Regions from separate parts of the Homo sapiens genome. Here regions 1 and 2 are each linked to region 3. A link is a contact called in ENCODE Hi-C data. All regions are on one chromosome and are shown on one strand. Each heading gives the region's core, a stretch centred on a gene start or an enhancer-like site at or near the end of the contact. The rest is flanking DNA. Distances are from core to core; before and after follow the strand shown. Region 1 overlaps ADAMTS9-AS2 (ADAMTS9 antisense RNA 2). Region 2 overlaps ADAMTS9-AS2 (ADAMTS9 antisense RNA 2). Region 3 overlaps ADAMTS9 (ADAM metallopeptidase with thrombospondin type 1 motif 9).

Region 1 (2,837 bases), core at 319-2,818, 280 kb after region 3:
GTGGTTGAGCTGAGTGGGCAAGGCAGGTGTAGAAGATGTGATCTAAGAGGTATGAAGTGCCACACTGCATCATACCGGCCTGGACACCCTGATTTGGAAGCCACTGGAGACTTTTGAGAAGTGACGTGATCAGAGGGATCCTGGTGATCAGTGTGGTAGCAGTGGAGATTGTGAGACATGGTCAGATTCTGGATCTATTCTGAAACTAGAACTACCAAGATTTGCTGATATATGGGATTTGGGGTTTGAGGAAAACAAGGAAGTCTAGGATTATTCTAAAGCCGGGGTAACTGGAGGGATGGAATTCCAAGAACCAAGGCCAGGAAGACTGAGGAAAGGGCAGGTTTCAGTGGAGGTATCAGGGAAGGGACCAGAGTTTAGATTTAAATGTGTTCATTCTGGGGTGCTTAATAGGCATCCAATTTTTTTCATACTCTCAAGGATGAACCAAATTAGTAAAAACAGCCAATTTACTGCTAGGAATTACTAAAAAAAAAAAAGTGGCTGCATTACTTTCTAGAAAAAGAAAGCCTGAAATCTTACATATAAGGATTCTTTTTTTTTTTTTGTGCATCATGTGGTGCTGTTCCAGAACTGAACACCCTATGCCAGGTGCGGTCTTATTAAAGTTCTGGAAGAAAAGACTATCTGTTCTGAGACACAATGCCTCTACTTGTGGAACTAAAAATAGCTCAGCTCTCAGTCCCCAGGGCACGCAGTTCTCTAAGTGTCCATCCATTACATGGCCACATTAGTTTGACAAGTTTTCAAGGCTCACCTGTCCACTACTCACACATCTGGGTTTTATATTTTAATTTTAATATTTTGCATGGCTCCTTCTGCCTTTGTCACAAATGTGACTTTCTCTACTTCATCCTTCCCTCTCACAGATGCTATTGTTGGGTATGGCTGCCTGATATATTGTTGTCATTAATAAGAAAAACAGCATTTCCCAATTTAGTATCATCTGTAGAATTCATTAACGTGTTGTTTGCACTTTTATCCAGATATTTTAAAAGGATGTCAAATAATACGGATAATCATCTTACAATTAAAGTAAGGGAAAGGTTATCTTTTTTTTGGAGGAGAAAAAGGGACATGTTTTCTGTTGTTTCCAATAGCTCATTTGCTCAGCAAACAGACAAGAAAAAGGGAGCAGGGACAGATTTTTTTTATAAGAATGTCAATTCATTCGTGGGTTGGGGAGAATTGTCCAGAAGCTTAACTGACATTCCTCTTCCACATCATCCCACATATAATTTTGAAACAAAGACAAGCAGGAAACGCAGATTTCATAACCTGAAATCTCTTTAGCTTCATCAAATGCCAAAAAGCAACTGCAATGGCAGAATAAAATACACTAATGTGTTTTGACACAATAATCGTGCCTGTTTCTCTTTAATGAGCCAGGCTGGGGATTTCCAACTTATAGAGGCAGAGAAAGGCTGTCAAACCAGCAGATGTGCCCCATACTTGCAAGGGGCATTTACTTAATGGGCCATCTGAATACTTGTCTACATGTCAGCGATGATGCAAACATGACATCTCTCAGCTTGAGAGTTGCTCTTGTGTGCAGACAACTTTGTGAAGTCATGGGATAGCACTTGGAAAGGAATTTTAAACTGGGAATACATTTCATAGCTCAGCTGCAAGACTGAAGACTGCAGGAAGGAATTCACTTTCAGCAACTATGTGAATTCATGGAGTAGGTCCATGCTATTTCAGTTCTGCACAGCTGGCCGACTGTGAAGCTTTATTTTTCTCTTCTTAGAGCTGAGTGACGTCTCTTTAATGGTTTTGGAATGACTGTTGCCAACTCTTTTTGATAATTTTTGTTTTGTTTCTCTCAACTGGGATATTTCTTCTCACCTGGGTGATTTCCCATCTTAAGAATTTTTCGGCTAATGTATGAGGGTTTTTTTTTTTTTTTTTCTTGATTGCCTGGAACAGACATCAACTTGTGTTAGCTCACTCACAAAATGAGGATCTAGTGTAAAGATGGAGAGATTGTGCAATGGAAGTGTAAGCAGAAATACAGCGAGGGCTCAGGAAATACTAGAATAGGCAACATGCTCTTCCTCTCTGCTTCTATCTGCACATCTGCTTTATTTCTTTGCCTCAGCAGACTCACCATCTCTGCTCCTCATCCCGCATGGTGGGGAAGGATGCCCACCCACAGCTCCCCAGGCCATCTGTTAGAGCTCCAACCACGTGGAATGACGGAATCCATTCTGTTCTCTATCTCTGCTCTAGTTTCAAATTCCTGGGGAAAAATGACCCAGCTCACTTCAGGCTCCCACTCTTGGTCCAGTGGGCTGCAAAATTTCCAAGCGTAGCTTCTGTCAGTTCCTTGCTTTGGGTTAGGTGAAAATGAAGGGAATAATTGTGAGCTGTTCAGATTCACCAAGAAATTATCTACTATTGTTGGGGGAGAATGCCCAGGGACAGATGCATTTGGGTAAGGGACAATAACAAGACACTAGAAAGGAAAATCCCAATTTTATTTTCCTACAGAGTCAGCATCCCACACATTTTCCTTCACAGAAACTGACAAATAATCCATGGGGGCAGCTTAGCAGATGGGTTGAAAAAAGCGACAGGCTCATCATCAGTTTTCAACACCTTGATACATCAGGCTTGGCCCTTGCTACCTCATGCATTATTTAAGCACAATGCATCTCCCTCTGATTGTGTCATGTGCTGGAGGAGAATGTGAAGTTCTGTCTGTCTTTAGCAAACATGTTTCAAGTACTGTCTGTCTGAAAACCAAATGGAAGAGGGTAAACCTGATGATCCACTTGATTTTAGTTTTAGGACCTGGATGCATAGGCAGATGT
Region 2 (2,757 bases), core at 10-2,509, 370 kb after region 3:
AATTAAGATAAGGAAAAGTTCCATCATCTCAAAAAATTCCTTTTTGCTCATTATTAGTCAGCCACATAAACAACCATTCGTCTCTCTTCTGTTCCTATGTTTTACCTTTGTAGGAATGTCACATAAATGGAATCCCACTGTATGTAGACTTAACATAATATATTGATGTTCATCCATGTTGTTGAATGTGTCAATTTTTTTATTGTTTAGTAGTATCTGTAGAATGGATATAGCACAGTTCAATGGTCCCTTCATTAGATGAAAGACATTTGGCTTTCATTTGGTATTCTTAGGAATAAGGTGCTTTAAATATTCACTGTTTAAAATATTACTGTTTCTGTATGAACAGGTTTTCATTTGTCTTGTAAATCTCGCAACATACTTGTGAGGTAGATATTAATATCTCTATAATACAGATGAAAAAATTGGGTCTCATGGAAGTTAAATAACTGACCCAGTGTTACAGAGCTAGTTGAGTGTTGAAAACTGGATTTCAAGCCATGTGTCAAGCCCATGGTCTTGGAGAAAAAGACACATAAACAAATGGTTATATTACTAAGAACAAAGGTGATATATATATATACACATATATATATATATACATATATATATACATATATATACATATACATATATATATACATATATATATATATATACACACACACACACACATATATATATATATATATATATATATAGTGCCAAACAAAACCATGGAATCTAAGAAAAGTGTGCCTAACCCTTTTCCTTCAGGCAATCATGGAAGTCTCCAGGTTAGATCTAAAATTCTGGGTCTCAAAGCGTGAGTAGGTGTCCTTTAAGGAGACAGATGGTAGAAGGGCTATATAACATAGGTATCCCAGTGACTTAGTTTTGTTGCCTCCTGCCTCCCAAGCACCTGGAACAGTATTCTACATATAGTAGGCATTCAATAAATATTTCTCAAATGAATGAATGCATTTTCACCAAAGGGCACAGCCTATGTAAGTGCAGGTCACTTGGTTCACATTAAATCCCCTTCCCTGATACATGGCCTCTCCTTCAGATGTTAGAGAAATTATTCAGTTGCTATTCATGGAAGCCTATGCAGAAATTATGACATGATTTTTAAATTTCCAGTTGTCCAATGGCCACACCCTCCATCCTAAGCCCTGGGATTCAAGAGTCTTTATCTCTAACAAGCCCTATTCGACAAGCCAGGCCTTGGCCTCTGTGAACCACCACGAAGTGCAGACAAACAAAAGGGAGATGTGAAACTTTGGAGGCAGGCTTATCTATCAGGGCTCTGCCAACTCCGTGCATGTCATAGATTCTGTTCCTTGTCTCTAAGGCACCTGCCCAAGTTCTTGCCAAAGAAGGCTAGAGCCCATGGAGTGGCAGGTCCCAGGAGACAGAAAAGGAAAAGGCAAGCTATTATTCAAGAAGCTCTCTTGAAAGGTGGGGTCTTAGTAGCTACGCTGGGGTGTCAGAAAGGCAGGTGGACTACCTTCTGTCCTTTATGTTTCCTTACTCTAAATGTAGCACTCGCTATTGTAGAAATTTCACAAACACTATAAAACATAAGAGTCTAAAATTATCTTTATTCCAACATTGAAAGGGTAGTTCTTAACATATTAGAATTCATACTTTTATGTTTAGAGGCATACACAGGCACACAGACACATACAACAGAATGATCCCTGTGGCCTACTTTTCCACATAATCAAGGATCAGGAACATTTTGCATATCATTAACTATGAGTCAACCAGCTCATTTTAAATAGCTGCATTTTGTTTGAAAACTGGTTTAAACAATTATGAGGATACACTTACCTTTAAGTCATTTATTGTTTTTTGGGAAAAAAATCCTCATATGGTGGCTTTGGTGTGGGTTTTGGGTTTGAGTCTTACCTTCTGGCATTTTCAGTCTGCATAACTTTGAGCAAGGGACTTAAGTATGTTGCCTCAGCAGTAAAAGAGTACGATAATAATACCTAACTCATATGTCTCTTGCAAGGATCCAATGACATGATTCACATGAAATACTTGGCATGACACCCAACACACAGAAAGCCCTCTATACACATTAGCTATGATTAGTAAAAAAAAGAAAAAGAAAGTGCAAACAATACAGAAAAACATAAAATTTAAAAACCACCTACAATTTTCCCAACCAGAGATGACTGATGTTAACTGTGTCATATTACACGTGTGCTCCGGAAACCAATATATTGCAGGCATCTTTTCATCCCAAGTAAGTGCTCTATAGTCTCTATCATTGTTTAAAAATAACTGTAGAGCATTCCATTGATGCAAATATGCCAGGATGTATTATTGACAAAGAAGAAAATAAAGTTAAGTCCAATAGAGCACACGTCCTGAATTATAAGCCTGGCCAAATCCTCATTGTGCACATTTCTAACACCAGCTAAGAATAATCTTGCTGCAAACTCAAGCTCTGCAGAGTCAGGAAGGATCTGAGAGCAGTGTTCCAATTTCCAAATCGGAGCTGACCTTGATTGTTCTAGGACATCACCCTTCACCTGCATACTATGCTATTGGCACTCAGAAGAATTAAAATGGGAAACAGTCAAGTTGTCCTGGTTGCTCCTGCTGATTCAGCAAGCAGGGGACTCCTCCAGAGAATTCATGGTGGTTTGGCAGCCTGGGGTTCAGGCTCTGCTGAGGTTCCAGCCTCCTGGGGGCCAGATGAGGGGCAGACTTGTTTATACTGCATCCCAGACCAAACAGCTGGGGAAACTGCAACCCCTTTAA
Region 3 (3,133 bases), core at 345-2,844:
ATAAACACATCGCAAGTTGGAAATATCATTAAGTCAAGAATGCATTTAATATATCTAACTTTCTGAACATCACAGCCTAGGCTAGCCTACCTTAAATGTATTCAGAACACTTGCATTAGCCTATAGCAGGGCAAAATCATCTAACACAAAGCCTATTTTATAATAAAGTGTTGAATATTTTGTGTAATTGATTGAATACTGTACTTAGTGAAAAACAGAACGGCTGTATCGGTACCTGAAGTAGGGTTTCTACCGAGCGTGTTCTGCTTTTGAACCATGGTGAAGTTGAAAAATCAAGTGGAACCGTCGTAAGTCAGGGACCATCTGCACAGCACAGTGTTTCTCAAGCTGTACTGTGCCCATCACCACCTGAGACACTGTTCAGCTGTAGACTCTGACTCACTAGGGTCTGGGACCCAGAACCTGCATTTCCAACGGGCCCCCAGGTGACACTGATGCACTGCGTAGACCACACCTTAACCACCCAGATTTTAGAGGGTGAAAAACTTATTATTGTAGACCCTGTGTATCTCTAATTCTCCAGATATATCGCTTAATAAGTTATCTGTCTTCTAGCTCCATCTGTATTTCAATTTTTCTAAATAAAAAGAAGAGGTCATTTCCCCTCGGTTCATAGAACGAACCGCAAGCTGGCTAACTGAAAGATATCTGAGCCACACTCTCGACAGAGGCTTCTTCCTGCTTTTACCTCCCTGGTTAGGTGGTTTTTCTAATTACTTGGATGGTTCATATGTTCACCTCTCGAGGAAGAATTCACCAGAAGTGAACAAGGCTCTCACACTTTAATCACGTGTAAACACTGCACCCTAGGTTTATTTCCTAAATGGTCTTCCTGACACTACAAAATGGCTTAAGTGGGAAAGCACATTCGTTTGCTCCTTCAGCACCACTACCACAGTAATAAAGACAAGAACGAAAGAAAGAAATAAAAATTCATCTCCCAACCCATCTGTAGAACCTTACCGGCGACTTCTTGATGTCAGAGACAGCATAATTCCCTTGTGATATCCATCTGGCAGATTCAGTTAAAGACAAGCCGGTTCCATAAAGGTTGATGCTAAAACGACCCTGGAAAACACGACCAACAAAAGAGATTTTCAGTCCATGTGATGTCCTCAAAAAAGCAAAGGCAAAGGTGATACAATAAAAGGTACTTTGGAAAAGAGAAGGATGTTGATTAATTGTGATAGCTACTAATTATTGATAGTATTTAGTTTTGTTTGTTCAGGGCCAGCCATTCTTCATGCATCATGTTAGTCATCCTCGAAAGAGCTCTACGAAGGAGGTTTTCTTTACAGATAGGGAAACTGAGGCTTAGCGGAAGTGATTAACTTCTCCAGGATACGGTAGGAGTCCAACTCACATCCTCCTGACTTCAAAGTCCTTGCTCCATTCGGCCTCCCTAACACAGCAGTCCTGATGTTGCTCACAATTATCAGATTCCTTCAGGAACAAAATGTCACAGTGTAATTTTTCTAACAAGATCTTGGTGCCAAGCTTCCTGGGCTTCCAGCTCCCTGGGGCGATTAGCACACCGCGTACTAAGCACAGCAGGGCGGGACTTCAAAGAAGAGGCGCTTTCCCCAGGACGGTCAGCAGAGGGCAGGGTTGGCCTGCTCAAGACCACCTGGGCCTGGAGGATGCGGCTTTCAGGCTCCGGTAAGGGAGATCTCCCAAACCCCTCCCCTCCGAGGGTGCCTTTCAGAACATGGCCTCTGGTGCCTCAATATTGATTTCTAAAGAGACGGTGCAGCAGAAAGACCCTCTCGCTGCTTTCTCCAATTGTCTCTCTCACTCTCTCTTTCAAAAATGACTCGCAAAGGCATCTGAAATACTTTCTTCTTGAGGCTTCCTACTCCACAATGAGCAGTTTCAGAGCTAAAAATATTCCACATGAACACTCCTGATTGCTTTCTCTCTGAAACTGACAAACCAGCACTTTGTCAAAACAGTCTTTTATAAACAAGAAGAGAGGCAAGGAGGAGCTCACAGCTGATCAGACCCGCGTGTAAGAAAAATTCTTTCACCTGTGATTGGATCCTGGCCAGATCTTTTCTCACCTCTTGGAACCTCAGTTTATTCATCTGTAAAATGGAAAGCACTAAAACTCTCTTCCCTCTGAGCACCGTACAGAGGACTAAAAGAAATCAGCTATGGCTGGCGCTTAGTAGATATGCAAAAAGATGGTATCTGTCTTACATTTTCTAATTGTTTTGTAAGTGTTCGTGTGATCTCTTCAATGTAACAGTAAGCTTATTGAGAGCAGGGCCTTACTATTGCTTTGTTTATTGAATCAGCTATGGTTTGTAACATACGACTAGCCACTTAAATATTATATCCCAGCTCCTCAATTAAGATTTCCAGGACTAAGTGTAGCTTAGAGGTCTCTCAATGCCAGTTCCATAAATATTGACTAACAAAAGTTTATAAACACTTCTGGAGTGCTAGATTCCACAAGATAGAGGTGACCAGAGGACTTAGTTTGGACTAAATCAGTGGTTCTCAACAGGGCACGATTTTGACCCCAGGGGAAATCTGGCAATGTCTGGAAACATTTTTGTTTGTCACAACTGTGGGGGGGCAGGGAATGGTGCTGCTGTTGGCATCTGGCGGGTAGAGACCAAGGATGCTGCTGCGATGCACAGGACAGCCCACAATAGAGAATTCTCCAGCCCGAAAAGTGCTGAGGCTGATTGAAAACCTGGTACAAAGGGTAGATTTACCCTAGAATCTTGCTCCCTTCTTTACTTTCAGCATGACCTCAGGCAAGGAGATCATCTGTAAAATGGATTAGTAAGACTTAACCTGTGAATAGGAGGTGATTAGACAGAAGGCACAATGCACGTCACGCATTACCTGGCAGACAGTAGGTAATATTTAAAAAATATTTTTGGGCTGAGTGTGGTGGCTCACACCTGTAATCCTAGTACTTTGGGAGGCTGAGGCAGGTGGATCACCTGAGGCTGAGAGTTCAAGACCAGCCTGGCCCAACGTGGTGAAACCCCATCTCTTCTAAGAATACAAAAATTAGCTGGGCATGGTGGTGTGTGCCTGTAATCCCAGATGCTCGGGAGACTGAGGCAGGAGAATAGCTTGAAGGCAGGAAGTGTAG

Evidence for each region. A loop is a pair of places that touch in the nucleus more often than their neighbours do. Pooled maps may share reads with other maps.
Region 1: a loop to region 3 is called in a map of Caco-2, with 6 times the contacts of the local background. The contact joins two enhancer-like sites. A Hi-C loop is called at or near these places in 2 of 168 maps with a recorded cell type or tissue (Caco-2 and heart left ventricle) and 9 of 50 pooled maps.
Region 2: a map of heart left ventricle shows a loop between it and region 3 (2.6-fold over the local background). The contact joins two enhancer-like sites. A Hi-C loop is called at or near these places in 4 of 168 maps with a recorded cell type or tissue (heart left ventricle and heart right ventricle) and 9 of 50 pooled maps.

What each region holds. Positions count from the first base shown.
Region 1 is chr3:64,813,873-64,816,709 of GRCh38, forward strand. All of the region lies in intron 3 of ADAMTS9-AS2 (ADAMTS9 antisense RNA 2), which reads left to right. Among named protein-coding and RNA genes, the nearest start is that of ADAMTS9, 130 kb to the left of the region's middle. Within about 2 kb of position 1,569, at least 7 of the 41 ENCODE cell types and tissues checked have a DNase peak (open chromatin) inside an H3K27ac peak, as active enhancers do.
Region 2 is chr3:64,899,125-64,901,881 of GRCh38, forward strand. The region is part of intron 4 of ADAMTS9-AS2 (ADAMTS9 antisense RNA 2); the gene reads left to right. All of the region lies in intron 2 of LOC105377124 (a long non-coding RNA gene), which reads right to left. Among named protein-coding and RNA genes, the nearest start is that of ADAMTS9, 210 kb to the left of the region's middle. Within about 2 kb of position 1,260, at least 3 of the 41 ENCODE cell types and tissues checked have a DNase peak (open chromatin) inside an H3K27ac peak, as active enhancers do.
Region 3 is chr3:64,532,182-64,535,314 of GRCh38, forward strand. It overlaps ADAMTS9 (ADAM metallopeptidase with thrombospondin type 1 motif 9), which reads right to left. Exons shown (of 40, transcript NM_182920.2): 38 at 985-1,089. Among named protein-coding and RNA genes, the nearest start is that of ADAMTS9-AS1, 28 kb to the right of the region's middle. Within about 2 kb of position 1,595, at least 6 of the 41 ENCODE cell types and tissues checked have a DNase peak (open chromatin) inside an H3K27ac peak, as active enhancers do.